Regions from separate parts of the Homo sapiens genome. Here region 1 is linked to region 2. A link is an interaction called in ENCODE POLR2A ChIA-PET data of the cell type or tissue named here. Cell type or tissue: PC-9. All regions are shown on one strand. Each heading gives the region's core, and the rest is flanking DNA. Links, peaks and the distances in the headings are about the cores only. Region 1 overlaps LOC102723568 (a long non-coding RNA gene). Region 2 overlaps LOC102723568 (a long non-coding RNA gene).

Evidence for each region. Peaks named below come from ENCODE experiments on the same cell type or tissue, not always from the same donor. Only the 100,000 strongest peaks of a DNase experiment are listed, where the experiment ranks them.
Region 1: POLR2A ChIA-PET joins it to region 2 with 10 read pairs; 3 of 35 experiments call an interaction of 5 or more read pairs at or near these places.

The regions. Positions count from the first base shown.
Region 1 is chr11:34,803,863-34,806,783 of GRCh38, reverse strand. The region is part of intron 6 of LOC102723568 (a long non-coding RNA gene); the gene reads right to left. Among named protein-coding and RNA genes, the nearest start is that of APIP, 110 kb to the left of the region's middle. In PC-9, for the core only: no CTCF peak of the experiment used is centred there; no DNase peak of the experiment used is centred there.
Region 2 is chr11:34,749,130-34,752,050 of GRCh38, reverse strand. The region is part of intron 5 of LOC102723568 (a long non-coding RNA gene); the gene reads right to left. Among named protein-coding and RNA genes, the nearest start is that of EHF, 130 kb to the right of the region's middle. In PC-9, for the core only: no CTCF peak of the experiment used is centred there; DNase peaks (open chromatin) are centred at 1,580 and 2,180; H3K27ac peaks cover 610 bases.

The DNA.
Region 1 (2,921 bases), core at 329-2,828, 55 kb before region 2:
AAGCACCCTAGTCCATCAGTAACATACAAAGTCAAACCCCATGGGTGGGAATCTCTGGGAGACTAGGACATTTTTAGAAATCAAATACAGGAGTCACAGAATAGTAGTCTTGAAAGAAAAAACTGATGGCTAATAGATTCTAATGGAAAAAGGCCAAACTGAAGCTAGTGCTGATGAATAGTGCTGTCAAGGTCACATGACTTTTCAAGGCAAACCGAGAATTCAGTGAGACTCCCAGAGCTTCTGGTTTGATGTTTGAATGACCACATGTAGATTTGGAGAAAATACACATATCTTTTATGTAAAATCTGATGTTTTTCAACATTTCCAGGTTGACTGGAATCTTGCCCTGCTCTCCTGACTTGTATGTGAATGTATGTATATGAATCAGGGCACTCAGGTGAACCACTTTAATCTGGAAATGTTAAAAAAATCTTTCGTAGAAGTAGAGAAAAATTAAATGATCCAAGCCTCCACTGCAAGTTTCAATGTGTCATGATTTTCTGTGTTTTCGCTTGTTGAAAATGTTCTATCTCCAAAGAGCCTTCTCTTGGTTAGAGACCTAGTCAGGGCCACTTGGATCAATTAGCTGTAAAGGAAGAGCTCACGTGGTCAGTGCCTTGAGGCTGAGATATGATACCAGTGAAACCTCTCTCAGGATGCAGCTGAAGAGATTATACATATGGACAAATGCTATACGGGAAATGGCTGTTATCTTTTAGCCTACTAATATACTATTACAACGCTAGGACAGGGAGCAGATCTTCAATCACAGAGTCCCCAGCAGCTAGCAGAGTAGGTCCTCAGTAAGCACTAGCTGTGGGAATGAATAAACCACTGACTTCACTACATTCTTTACATATAGTAGCCAAGCAAAGGGCAACAGAGTTAAGGGGAAAGAACAAATTTAAAGAAAGATCATCTCTTTTGACCCAGAATAGTGATAAGCTGAAAAGTGTTCTTTAAGAATATCACTAGTTCTGCCTCCTTGTTTAGAGATTCAAGTGGGCTTCTCTTTAAACTAGTTCTTCAGACTTAATTGATGATCCCCTCTGAGCCTTGTTGTCTTCATTTGAAAATGTAATTGATACAATATTTCCCTCATGAGGATTAAGTGAGGGAACGTAGGTGAAGCACCAGAAATGTCTCAGGTTTGTGGAAAACCCTAACTAAACATTATGATATAAACTTTCTGTCCCGACACCCTTTTCTGTAAAATGTAAGTAAAGCACTTAGCATTGTGTCTGGAATATATTACATGCTGATTTATTATAATCAATTATAATCAATGCATATTACCCAATAAATGATGATGGATATGGCTTTTTATTTGTGTTTACATGGTTGAATAGATTCTTTGTTTATTTCTATTTTTAATTGTGACCGTAATGGCATACAGCAAAAGCAGTGCTTATAGGCAAGTTTATGGTGTTAAATGCCTACATCAAAAAGATAAAAAGATCTCAAATTAACAACCTAATGTCATGCCTCAAGGAATCAGATGAACAAGAACAAATCAAACCCCAAACTAGCAGAAGAAAAGAAAGGACAAAGATCAGAGCAGAATTCAATGAATTGAGACAAAAAAAAGACACAAAGGATCAATGAAATGAAAAGTTGATTATTTGAAAGGATAAAAAAATTGATAGACCACTAGCAAGATTAACCAAGGAAAAAAGAAAGAAGCTATTAACAAGCACAACCAGAAATGATTAAGGTAACATTACAACTAATACTACAGAAATTCAAAAGATCATCAGTGATTACTCTGAGCATTTCTATGCACACAAACTATAAAAACCTATAGGAAGTGATAAATTCCTAGAAACATACAATGACCCAAGATTGAGCCAGGAATAAATAGAAATGCTGAACAGATCAATAATGAGTAGTCAAACTGAATCAGTAATTTAAAATCTCCTGACAACAACAACAACAAGCCCAGGACCAGACAGATTCATAGCCAAATTTTACTAGACATATAAAAAGAGCTGGCAGCAATCTTACTAAAATTGTTCCCAAAAATCAAGGATAAAGATTCCTCTCTAACTCATTCTATGAAACCACTATCACCCCCTATAGCAAAATTAGGCAAGAGCACAACAACAAAAGCAAAGTTACAGACCAATATCCCTGACAAACATAGTTGCAAAAATTCTTAACAAAATACTAGCAAACTGAATCCAGCAGCACATTAAAAAACTAATCCTCTATGATCAAATAAGTTTTATCTCTGAGACACAAGGCTGGTTCAACATAGGTAAATCAATAAATGTGATTCATCATATAAACAGAACTAAAAACAAAAACCACATAATCATTTCAATTGATGCAGAAAAGGCATTCAATAAAGTTCAATATCCCTTCATGTTCAAAACCCTCAATAAACTAGGCATTGAAGGAACTTACTTCAAAATAATAAGAGCTGTCTATGACTAATGCACAGCCAATGCCACACTGAATGGAGAAAAGTTGAGAGCATTCCCCCTAAGAGCTACAATAAAACAAAGATGCTTACTTTCATCATTTCTATTCAACATATTACTGGAAGTCTTAGCCAGAGCTATCAGGCAAGAGAAAGAAATAAAAGTCATTCAAATTGGAAAAGAGTAAGTAAAATTATTCCTGTTCATTAATGACATGCTCTTTATTCTAGAAAACCCTAAAGATGCTGCCAAAAGAATCCTAGACTTGATAAATGACCTCGGTAAGGTTGCAGGATATGAAATGAATGTGCAAAAATCAGTATCACTTCTATGAATCAATAATGTTCAAGTTGAGAATAAAATCCATAACTCAATCCCATTTCAATAGCCATAAAAAATACCTAGGAATATGTTTAACCAAAGAGGTAAAAGATATCTACAAGGAGAACTATATAACACTGATGAAAGAAATCACACATGATAGACACAAGTGGA
Region 2 (2,921 bases), core at 109-2,608:
AATAAAATAAAATTAAATAAAATAATCAGGCATTGTCCTTAAGTTCCAAAAATTGCCAGGTGAATGGAAGGAGGCACAGGGGATATGATAGAAGTCTGTTGAGGATACATTAGGGGCCAAAGAAGGGCATAGTGGGTTCTTCCAGAGAGCAGTCAGGAAAGCCTACACGGAAGAGCTGAGGCTACACTCAGGTCATGGCAGATGAGTAGATGTTCATCAAATCAAGGTGCTGAAGAAGGAAACAGCATGCAGAGACAGCAGGATGCACAAAGGCCTGAGTGTGTGCAATAGCCTTGTATAATCTGGCAAGTGCACTTTGGTTGGGGTGGTGGGAATGTAGGGTACAGAGTGGTGAACTCCATGAGAGAAGAAGCTGGGAGTCCTAGAACAGTTCTCTTTGAGCAAATGCTGACCTGCTCAGGACAAAAGGACATCAGATGCTGCACAATTGTTGGTGGCAACAGAAGAACAACTCACCAAGTCCTAACTCCATTGCCCACTATTCACACCGGCCGGCCACAGCTCTGTTGCCTGCGATGGGTCTGGAAACACTTCTCTAGGGTTTTCCTGGGACTCTACAACACTTGGATTGATTTCTTTCTGTATCAGGTCATACTCCTTAGAGGCAGCACTAAATGGAAGGCATTTGTTTAAATTCTGATACCTTGATTGAATTTTTCTTCATAACAGGACCAGATTTTTCACTGTCTGCACATTCATTGCTCAGGCACAAGATTAAGAAATAAATTTGTTGTTTATAAGATGAGGACCCACAATATTCAGTAAGGAGAGATGAGTTGTCAACAAGGGAATCAAGAGTTATCAAATGTCTAAAATGTGCCAGATGCTTTTTAACTTTTTCACAACCCAGTGTGGAATTTAGATATTTACCCCTCTGATTACAAATTCATACTCCTTCCACTTATACCACCTTGCCTCCAAGGTCTCTTCTCAAAGAGCCTTTGCTTCCAAGGAGCCAAAAAGAAAGGAAAGTGAGGAGAAGAAAGTGGTCTTCCCTTCTCCTAATGTCTTATGGAGGCTGCTGATAAACAAAGACCCAGAGTTCCAGTTTAGATTTATGTGAGGGAAAAGTCTAAGGCTTGGAGCTAATACAAGAGCATAGCTAGACTATCTTGGCTACCTACAAAGTTGGGAAAAGCACCACAGACACTTTGGCTCCTAGTATTAAGTGGAAACATGAAGAGAAAAGAGTTCGCTTACAGATATAGTGAAGTTTTGGAACAAAGATAGATAGAAAAGAATGTAGCAAAAGAAACAAAAAAAATTTCTTCTCTTTCAGAACCTATTCCTTTTGCCTATTTTGCAAAGAGAATTTTCCCCCATTAAATGGTATCATTCTCCTTATTTTGTCTACCTTTTTCATTCTTTCCTAGATTCCTTTCTTCTATATTTCTTTATTCCTTCTTTGCATTCTCCCTTTTCTCCTCTCTCTTTTTTTCTTTCTTGGTCCTTCAAGCTCTTTCTTAAAGTTCAAATTGAAATACCAGCCTTAATCCCTGGGAAGCAGCTCTGTTTTCCCTGCCATGGCATTGCACAACTTGTGGTGTGGCTCGCTGCCACCATTAGCTGTGCAGTGAGGTTTTATGTAGCCAGGGAACATCTTGTACAATGCAATTTTTTATCAAAACCAAATAGCATAACAATGCATACAGGGCTTCGTTCACCTCAACTTCATAAAGATTTCACTATGATAAAAACAATGAAGTTGACATCTAAAATCCATCTCTCTTTGAAAATAAATGGCCCCAGTGCCTCTCCCTTCCCTCTCCACCCTTCCCAGGTCCCCTTCCAAAGCCCCCACTTGCTCACCGACCCCCCCTTCTTATCATCAAGTGCTTCCTTTGGCTTCCAACTGTTCAGGTTTCACCAGTCTGGTGACCCATTAGGACAGGGTTGCACCACAATGGGGTGAGGCTAGACGAGAGGGGAGGAAAAGTCCTGCGTGGAAAGTCCCAGTGAAGCTGGGTTTGACTCCCCTACAATCATAGCCTCCATAATCCTGGCAAAGTAGGAACGACTTAGAGATAAGTACAGTCAAGTGTCACTTAATAACGAGGATTTGTTTTAAGAAATGTGTAGTTATGTGATTTTGTCATTTACACACATCATAAAGTGTACTTACACAAACCTAGATGGTATAACCTACTACACACCTAAGTTATATGGTATAGCCCATTGCTGCTAGGCTACAAACCTGGACAGCATGTTGCTTTATGGGATACTGTAGGCAATTGTAACACAATGGTAAGTATTTGTGTATCTAAGTATATCTAAACATAGAAGCAGTACAATAAAAATGCAGTATTATAATCTTATGAGACCACCATCATATACACAGTCCCTCATTGACTGAAACGTCATGACTGTATTCTTATTGCAGGGATCAGGACAAGAGTCACAGGCAGGAGCATCTACAGAGCTGAGCAAGTTTCAGCCCCTGGTTCAAGACGGGCCTGGCCCTGCCCATCAACATAGAGGTATCCTTAGCCAGGAAACTCCAAAGAGAGGAACAGGATGCACTTAGTCAAGATCAGGATGCAGTGAGTTGAGAATGCACTAATTTGAGAGCCCAGGATTCATGGCTCAGGCCAGGTTGTCATGGTATTAGACCCCCAGAAGGCAACGATAAAGGACAGGCTTTTCTCCCCACCAATTCCTTCCAAGTGATCCCCAACAATAGGGCTAAATGGGACTCAGAGCTTTCTCTACCTTGAGAGAATCCTTGCCTTAAACTCCCAGAAAAGCCACAGAGCTCCCAACAGGAAGGTTTCACACTGTGTCCTTGAGCATGGAAACAAGTTCTTCAATGCCAGATAGGTAGGAGGGAGGGCTGGAAAAGGAGATGGCTTGCTAAAGGCCAAGAAGAATAATTCCCCAGAGAGAAAGTCCTTGTTCTCTTT